2 separate regions of the Homo sapiens genome follow, and region 1 is linked to region 2. Evidence: chromatin contacts called from ENCODE Hi-C or POLR2A ChIA-PET data. All regions are on one chromosome and are shown on one strand. Each heading gives the region's core, a stretch centred on a gene start or an enhancer-like site at or near the end of the contact. The rest is flanking DNA. Distances are from core to core; before and after follow the strand shown. Region 1 overlaps PEX14 (peroxisomal biogenesis factor 14). Region 2 holds the start of SRM (spermidine synthase).

Evidence for each region. Hi-C counts contacts between places; a loop is a spot of excess contacts on that map. ChIA-PET counts read pairs that join two places held with the same protein, here RNA polymerase II (POLR2A). Pooled maps may share reads with other maps.
Region 1: a loop to region 2 is called in a pooled map, with 15 times the contacts of the local background. The contact joins the enhancer-like site here to the promoter of SRM in region 2. A Hi-C loop is called at or near these places in 9 of 50 pooled maps. POLR2A ChIA-PET finds 5 or more read pairs at or near these places in 6 of 52 experiments (A673, K562, MCF 10A and 2 more).

Annotation. Positions count from the first base shown.
Region 1 is chr1:10,492,894-10,497,271 of GRCh38, forward strand. PEX14 (peroxisomal biogenesis factor 14) reads left to right here. Exons shown (of 9, transcript NM_004565.3): 2 at 2,381-2,428. Among named protein-coding and RNA genes, the nearest start is that of PEX14, 20 kb to the left of the region's middle. RefSeq lists a silencer at 1,779-2,073 and an enhancer at 2,536-2,595. Within about 2 kb of position 3,103, at least 20 of the 41 ENCODE cell types and tissues checked have a DNase peak (open chromatin) inside an H3K27ac peak, as active enhancers do; they include A673, where a contact is called at or near this core.
Region 2 is chr1:11,058,046-11,062,795 of GRCh38, forward strand. SRM (spermidine synthase) reads right to left here and starts at 1,973. Exons shown (of 8, transcript NM_003132.3): 1 at 1,732-1,973; 2 at 1,180-1,300; 3 at 755-847. The coding sequence starts at 1,898. RefSeq lists silencers at 1,493-1,682, 1,893-2,422.

The sequences.
Region 1 (4,378 bases), core at 1,853-4,352, 560 kb before region 2:
ATCTGCTCAGGTCCTTGAAGGAGAGGCAGGTGGTGTTACCTGAATGTGTCACAGGGAGATCTGACCTAGTCATGGATGTCAGAGAAGGAATGCTTCCCTGAGGAAGTGTCTTAGCTGGATCTGAAGGATGAACTAAAGGGAAGGAAGGGCATGTGCAAAGGCGCAGTGACAGAGAAAGCAAAGGCCAGTGCGTCTGTCAGGGGGCAGAAGTGGGCAATGTGGTGCCGCTTGAGACCTGAGGTGTAGTCAGAGTAGACGTGAGGCCTTGTAGGCCACGCTGAGGTTTTTCTGTCTTCTAAGAGCAAGGAGAAGCCCTTAAATTTGTTGTGTTTACTGGGGTGAGTGGGTGGACAAGGGATGGGACGAGCAGATTCTCCTTTGGAAATGATAGTCTGTTTGCATCCCAGAATATGAATTGGAAGAGCGCCAGCACTGATGAGAAAGCTGACGCAGTGGTCCAGGCAGGGGATTTTGGTAGCTTGGACTGAAGTGATGGCAGTAGAGATGGAGAAAAACGGATGGATTGTTTCCATGGACTTTTTAATTTTTTTTGAGACAGGGTCTGGCTCTGTCACCTGGGCTGGAGTGCAGTGGTGTGATCATGGTGTACTGCAGCCTTGAATTTACAGGCTCAAGGGATCCTTCTGCCCCAGCTTCCCAAATAGCTGGGAGTACAAGCGCACACCACCACACCTGGCCCATTTTTATATTTTTTGTAGAGACGAGGATTTGCCATGTTGCCCAGGCTGGTTTCAAACTCCTGGGCTCAAGCAATCCATCCTCCTGGGCCTCCCAAAGTGCTGGCATTTACACCACTCTTCCATGGATATTGAGGAAGGAGTATGGCAGACTTGATGTAATGAGTTAGCTCTGGGAGCGAGGGAGAAAGAGCTGTCTCAAGATGGCCTTTTGGATTCTAGTTTACATCATTTGGTGAAGTTTGTCCCATTCATGCCAAGAGGGAATGCTGGAAGAAGACATATGTGTCAGAGAGGACTGTGAGTCTGCTCCAGGGCAGCTTAACTCCAAGAAGAGGCAGGAAGGCAGTCGGATGTGTATCTCAGAGGGGTGTGGGCTGGAGCTCTAAAGGTTTGAAGTTACCAATGCCTGGAGCTTTGGGAGGACAGGAGGCAGGGAGGCAGGGGAAGCTTGCTCACATTCCCTGAGACGGACCCTCACTTTCTAGATCGTTTCCTGCTGGCTGACCTCTTGTCCTGGGGTGGTGAGGCTCTTGGGACAGGACTTCGGATGGAGGGATAGAGGCCTTCACCCAGCAGAGTGCTTGCCACTGTGCTGTGTGCCAGCTAATGTGGTAGTAGCTGGGCATGAGGAATTTTTGGGAACCCTCTGCAGACCGGGCCTCTGTCCTTTTCCAAGGCGGCCTGGCACTTCCATCTGATCTGTAATAGCCGGGAGAATGGAGGCTGCAGGCTGTCTCCTGGGACACACAGATTTTGCTGCACTTGTCTGGATATTAACTGTAGATAGATGGCAATTGGCCTGACCATCAGTCACAGTAAACTAATCATAGCTCACTTAGCAGCATACCTGCTTACTTTATTCTTTTGGAGATTTGTAAATTTCTTCAGAATCTGTCTCTACCTCTGCCTCTCCCTTTCTCTAAATTTTGGCCAGATCAGTCAAGGGTCGAAGGCGCCTGTGAGGGTGAGGTAGTGGCCCCAAGGAAGAGGAAACGGGCTAGAGCCAGGGCCTCGGCCACAGTGCTGCCTGCTCGCCTGGAGGTTGGTCTGCTTATATGCCAGCCTGTCACTAGCTTATTTCCAAGAAGGATTTAAGCCTGGGGCTTTCTTTACTATTGTGGGGTGGTGTCCTTAGTGGCAGGTGATGAATAGGAACCTGTGTAGTTTACTGGCTTCTGGGCTCCAGAAACTAGATGCCCAGAGAAAATCCTGAGCGTGGGCAGCTGGGGCCCCCTGGTGGTGGAATCTGGTTCTCCACTGCTGCGCGACTTTTCTTCCCAGTCCCCTGACGTTGGGGAGGTGGCAGAAAGAGGAGGTGTTGTGCTCTCTCTTCAGGCCTTTTCTCTGGACTCTACTCTTCCCGTGGATTTTGGGATGGTCCCCAGCCCTTGCTGCTCAGTAGGTGATCGTGGGCCTTCCTGAGCAGAACCAAGCCTTGTTCTTGGAGTGGTGTGACAAGTGAACCCAGAAACAGTCTTCATCTTCCCTGGTGAATTCAGACTCTTTGGGCTACTTTTTACAGGTAGTCCACTGCAAAATACTCTTGTGTCGTGAAAAACCAGTGAGAGATGTGAGAAAGAGGTGCCAGCGTGCATCGTTTGAGAACGGAACATCTTTGGTTTTTTGATGTCCATTGGGTGGCACTGTGATCTTATTTTTGTTTCCATTTTTCTCTGCAGCCAAGCTCTACTCCAGGAAGTGAAAATGTGCTGCCTCGAGAGCCGCTGGTAAGTACCCAAGATATGTGGTATCACTTTCTAGTAATTAAAATGCCACGCGAGTGAAAAGAAACCTTCTGTTCCTATGGTTCTGCGTCAGTAGTGTCCCTTTAAAAGTAGCTGTTACCTAGAGACTGCCTCTGTCAGTGACCTCTGACTTCTCTTCTCGCGTGTGGGGACGAGTGAGATCTCTCCTTAGTAAAGGCTGGTCCTTTCTAGGACTAAAAGCATCCACCCCAGATGGTCCTGCACCACTTTGTTTGTGGCTGATCAATAGTAATTAGTGAGATTCCTGCGCCCGTGGGAGGCTGAGGTGGAGTGAGGTGGCTGGGCTTCTAGATTGTTTGAAGTAGCCGCCCTCTGCTCTGCCCCTCAGGGTGCGAGCGCCTCAGTGGTCTTTAAAGAACAGGTAAGCGATGGAATTCTGGTTTTGCCTGGTCAGTAATTGTGTGATTGTCATTCCCAACGCTGTCTTCTTAGACTATGGATAGGGAAGAGGCCTATTAAGCACTGCAGGTAATTTTCTCTCCCAAGTGCTTTTCATTTGGTGGCCAGAGTCCCAGGCTGCCCACCCCATTTTCATTCTTTTTTGCTTTTCAGGGCCTGCTGTAAGTCCTCTTGGCTGGGTAGTAAGACTGGCTCTGTATAAACCAGATAAGTTTGATGGGAGAGCCAGCTCTAGGTTTAACTTTTCAGAGCTTTTTCTTCCTGCGTAGCGATAGCAGGCGTAGGGCTGTACTGCCAAGGCTTTGTTTCAGCAGGGCCTGTGGTTTCACCTGTTCTGCTTCACTCCCCTTCTGGCAGTCGCGGGAGGAGATGACGTGAGGGACTTAGCGGGTATGAACACGTCTGAATTCCAGTGTGTACGAAGGCTTTCCCAGGCTGAGGGCGAGTTGGATCCAGTTGAGCTGTCTGTAGAAAGGCCGAGGTGATACAAGCACTGCTGGGACTGTTTCAGGGGAGCAGTGTTGTCATTCATGTCACCTGCTGTTACGTCACCAGTTACGGGCTTATATCCCAGCACTCCCACGGTGGCCTCGTTTCACTCTTTTGGTATTGCCCAGTTCCTTCCTTGAGGTCATGGTGGTGGGAAAGCCCAGGAGGCCCCACCTTGCTAGTCTCTCCGGACGTCTGCCTGCTTCCCTGGGGCCTGCCTCAGTGCCCCTCAGGCCGAAGTTGTGGTTGTTTTAGACTGAAGTGCAGATTGAACACCATAGGCCGCTGCAGTCCTTTCCTTCCTCTCTCTTTTCAAATTTTGATGTACCCATTTAACTGGTCATCGGAGGAGTGGCCAGTCCATCTTTTGGGGCTTGATTCGACAAGCTCTTTGGGAGCCCTGAGCAGTTGGCCAGCTCACTGATTTCTGGTATTTGGAGCCCTGCAGACCCCTTGCTCTGCTAGTGTTTCTGTGCCCTGCTCTTCCTGCTGTACTGTGCATCTGCTTGTTGGTTGGTTGTATTTTTATTTCTTTCTTTTCTGGGAGGCCCTGAGCAGTCTTCAAACCCTAGTAGCCTGTGATCGTCCAGAGTTCAGACTCATTCTCTCCAGGCCAACTCCACAATTACCTTATATTTAATTAATATTTTTTCTCCTCTTTACGTACTTGCTGCATAATTGCTCAGAGGAAAGAAAACACATAGCGGCAATTTATATATATATATAAAATAATAATTAAAAAAACCCCCGAAATAAACTCCCATCTCATTTGGGCTGATCCTATGAGTTGGGTAATTAGGGCCCTATTAAAAGGTAGACCCTTTCTCCTTCCCCCACTTTTTTGTTTATTAAATTTTTTATATTAAACTCCCACAGTCTCTCAGTCATGCCCTTATTGCTTTTGGCCAAGCATTTGCAGCAGCCTGATTAAACGGGGGCACCAGCTGAGTCGCGTGGTCTTGTGTGAACTGCTTCTTCCTCCTGGGAGTGGTGTTGGGAGGGTGTCAGGCAGAGGAGCCCGCT
Region 2 (4,750 bases), core at 723-3,222:
TGGGATTACAGGTGTGAGCCACCACGTCTGGCCATCTGATGTCTCCTTTAACTAGGACATCAGCTCCTAGAGGGCAGGGACTGATCTGTCGTCTACCACTGTCCCCATACCCGGGCAACACCTGGCACGTAGCATGATTTTAGTGAGCAGCTACTGAGTGTAAGGGGTAACGTACAAATAGTTGAGCTGTCTTGGGGCCCTGCCTGGGGCTCAGATTAAAAATCAGCTTAGTCGGCTGGGCGTGGTGGCTCACGCCTGTAATCCCAGTACTTTGGGAGGACGAGGCTGGCGGATCACCTGTGGTCGCCAGGTCCGAGACCAGCCTGACCAACATGGAGAAACCCTGTCTCTACTAAAAATACAAAATTAGCCGGGCATGGTAGCGCATGTCTGTAATCCCAGCTACTCCGGAGGCTGAGGCAGAAGAACTACTTGAGCCCAGGAGGTGGAGGTTGCAGTGAGCCGAGATCGCACCATCACACTCCAGCCTGGGCAACAAGAGCGAAACTCTGTCTCAAAAAAAAAAAAAAAAAAAAAATCAGCTCAGTTTTAGTAAGAGCTCGCCACGCAGGTGCCCTCACCACCTGCCAGGCCCTCTGCCATCTGGTTTTCCTACTGAACCCTCCCCGACCAGGTGTTTTCCAGATGGAGAAACAGGCCCTACCTGCCTTGCTCGGGGGTGTGCAGCCATTTCAGGGCACAGCTGGCCGCTGGGAGAACCAGGACTCAAACCTGGCTCTACGCCGGCACTCACCTCGTCGATCTCACACTGGACCACGGACTCCACGGAGGGGTGCTTCACCACCTCCCGCAGGACACCTCCATCTCCGCCCCCGATGATCAGCACCTGGGAGGAGGGGGCAGTCAAGGCAGGGGCCCTGGCAGGACTGGGAGCCCCCAGGCCCCTGAAGCAGACCCCCTGACCCCTCGGACCCACGGGCCTCATCTTTTTCTACCCTCGGAAACGCTTTCGTGCCGGTGTCCCCTTTCCTGGAAGTTCCTTCCAGGGCTGCCCTAGGATTCCGAGGCCGCGTCAGTGTCGGCCCCCACCCCTCCGCGGGACGCCCCTGGCCTCGCTAGCACTTTCTCTGACAACCATGCAGGCAGCATCTGGGAAGAGCCCGGAGCACACCTGGGGCCGCCCCTCGTCCGGCACTGTTCCAGGGGACACTGGGGTACCTTTCGCGGGTTGGGGTGGCTGCAGAGAGGCAGGTTGGCGATCATCTCCTGGTAGGAGAACTCGTCTCTCTCCGTGCACTGGATGACACCGTCCAACACCAGCACGTTGCCATAGGTCTTACTGCGGGCGGAGTGACAGTCGGGGACCTGGGTTCTCTGGGGTGGGGAAAACGTACCCCAAGCCGCCCTGGGTGAGGAGGGTCTCCCCATCCCGCCTAGGGGTCCCAGGGATGAGGAGCGATGGTGACACGTGGCGAGGAACGGCAGGCGGGCCGCCGGGTGGAGGCCGGGGTGGGACCCGGGGTCTCCTCGGGCTCTGACGTGTCCTGAGGGCTGACACGTGGAGCGGGGCGCAGACTCCGACTCCCCCACCCAAGAGGCCAGCCCGCAGTCCCAGCCCCAGCCCAGGGAGGCGGTGTGAGGGGTGGCGAGGGGGCCAGGGCAGGACGAGGTCCAGCCCGCTTGGGTCCCGGCGTGGAGAGGCCCGTGAGGCGGGCAGCAGGCGGCCCGGGCTGAGCCTAGGGGGCAGGCGCCTGCGGGCAGCGGCGGTACCTGCGGAAGACGAGGATGTCCTGGTAGCGCGAGCGCCGGTGGTGGAGCAGCTGCTCCACCTGCAGTGACAGGGCCTGGCCGGGCCACAGGCTGCAGGTCTCGCGGAACCAGCCCTCGCGGATGGCGGCGGGGCCGGAGGCGGCGGGGCCGTCGGGGCCGGGCTCCATGGCGGGCGGGCGGGCGGCGCGGGGCGCGGGCCCGGGACTGCAGGCCGCGCGGCGCCGCAGCACAACGGGACCAGCTCCGCCCGCCGCCCGCGCCGCAACCTAACCCGGGCGCGGGGCGGGGCCTGCCGGCGGGGGCGGAGCCCGCGCTCGCCAATGGCAAAGCGGCCTCGCCTGGCGCTCATTGGCCACCGGCTCGCAGAGCGGCGCAGAGTGGCTGTGGCGCGCCGTCCGTCGGCGGCAGCAGGGTAGTGCGGCCCGCTCCAGGGGCCACGTGGGGCCCGGCCGGGGCCGGGCGGCCGGGTCGGGTTCCGGGGCGGGCTGGGCCGGCGGAAGGGGTCCGGGTCCTTCCTCCGCCCCAAGCAGCCGGGGCGGTGCACCACCGGCCCCCGCTTCCTTCTCGGGGTTGGGAGGCACCGAGGGCCTCGAGGGGCTGCGGGACTCGGGCTTGGTGTGGAGGGCAAGAGCGCTGCGACGTGCGGACTGGAGAGTCAGCCTTTGGGCTGGAGACACGGGAGCGGGTGGCTACAGTGGTTTACGTTGTTGCACGGGGCGAGTAGAACGTATCCTTCTTTGCGTCCAAAATCTGGTTCCTTGTTGGATTTGAACAGATTATGTGGCTCGTCGGGGCGAACCGAGGGTTTTTATTTACTTGGAAAGAATCATCACAGCCCGCGAATTCACAAGCTGGATTTAGCCATTTTCCCTTAGATTCTGCGCCATGAGCCTATAGGCTGTTGAATACGAGAGAAGTGCTTTTCTAAACGAGTTTCTAAATTTACCAGCAGTGTCCAGGAAGAGGCCCAGAACATACATATTCAGCACCAGAAAAGACTGGCACGCAATTTTTCTTGACAAACTGGGTCTTGCTCTTTGAAGGGTGGGTGGGAATGTGCTGTTTTTATGAGAATGTCAAAGAACTTCTCAGAATCACATTAAGCATGCTAATTACCAAATATTAAATGCTAATTGTTCCACACGCAGTTCGAATGCCAAGGAAGGAAGATGAAACTAGTATAAGCTACTCTTGACATTATGTCAGGGATGGTTTTGACACGTTTTGCAGCCTCCACCTGGAGGTGGGGAACGTTTCCTGTGTCGTCCCCAGAGCAGAGTAACAGCGTTGTTTATGGGTGAGAGCAAGCCTCAAGCCTAGGCAACAATGTGCCTTGCTTGCTTTTAAGCTCCTTCTAAAGGGGAGGTAAACCAAGACCGCTAAAGAATTGCTAGGTGCCTGGGCGTGATGGTTCACCCCGGTAATCCCAGCACTGTGGGAGGCGGAGGCGGAGGCGGGCGGATCACGAGGTCAAGAGATCAAGACGATCCTGGCCAACATGGTGAAACCCCGTCTGTACTAAAAATACAAAAATTAGCTGGGCATGGTAGTGCGCGCCTGCAGTCCCAGCTACTCGGGAGGCTGAGGCAGGAGAATCGCTTGAACCCGGGAGTTGGAGGTTGCAGTGAGCTGAGATTGCGCCACTGCACTCTAGCCTGGGCAACGATAGTGAAACTCCGTCTCAAAAAAAAAAAAAAAAAATTGCTAGGCAGCTGGGCACAGGGGCTCAGGCTGATAATACTAGAATTTTGGGAGGCCGAGGCAGGAGGACCGCTTGAGCCCAGGAGTTCGAGACCAGCCTGGGCAACATAGCAAGACTGTCTCTAAAAAATAAAAAACATTGCTAGGCAACAGCTTCCATGGACTTGTTCCAGGAACGAAGATTATTCTTGAAATGTCCACGTAGTGGATAAGACAGAGTCAATCAGTGTGTCCAGTGCTACAGGCTTGATTGGGTTCAATCCTGTACTTGGGTCAAGGTGTTTGCCTACATTGCCTGTACTTCCTCCAAGACATTTCTGCCTCTGGGTTGTAACTGCCCGTGTACTTGTCTGTGTTCCCTAAGCCAGATCATAAGCTCTGAAGCTGAGGATGGTGGCTGTAGATGGCAGTACTTGTCTGTGTTCCCTGAGCCAGATCATAAGCTCTGAAGCTGAGGATGGTGGCCGTAGATGACAGGCCTGGATGCAGCCAGGTGCCTTGTGGATCAGCTTGCTTTTAGGTGGTGAAGGACTGACCATAGACAGTGGCCCTGGCATTCCAGGACACTGCATGGGGGAAAGTGGAGGGCCAGGTCCATCCCATCCCCTCTATAAGCTGGACAAAGCTGCTCCAGCATGTGGGTCCTCACATGAAAAAGGCCACATTGACATCCTTTGTCCTCCTGTAGAGGGAGTGAAACTGAGAGGCCTCAGCCTCAAGCAGGCACAGAACTTGAGACCTCTCGGCCAGAGTGTACAGACATTGCACAAACCTTCCAAGTTCAGAGAAGACAAAAGCCCTGAGTAAATTACAGACAAAAAAGCCCCCAAATATACAGCACTGTGAATCCAGAAATGCCACCTGACTTCAGGTCACAAGGAAGAAAAACTGATTTTGCCAGAAGTAGCCATTATTGCACAGCCCAGTTATAATCACAACTGACGTTAAAGTCAGGCCAGATGACCACAGAAGTCTACAGAAAAAAACCAGGATTGGCCACGCGTGGTGGCTCACGCTTGTAATCCCAGCAGTTCGGGAGGCCAAAGCGGGTGGATCACCTGAGGTCAGGAGTTCAAGACCAGCCTGGCCAAGGTGGTGAAATTCCATCTCTACTAAAAATACAAAAACTAGCTGCCATTGTGGCGTGCACCTGTAATCCCAGCTACTTGGGAGGCTGAGGCATGAGAATTGCTTCAACCCAGGAGGCGGAGGTTGCAGTGAGCCACAGTCGCACCACTGCACTCCAGCCTAGGTGACAGAGCGAGACCCTGTCTCCAAGAAAGGAAAAAAAAAAAAACAAAAAAAAACACCCCCAACA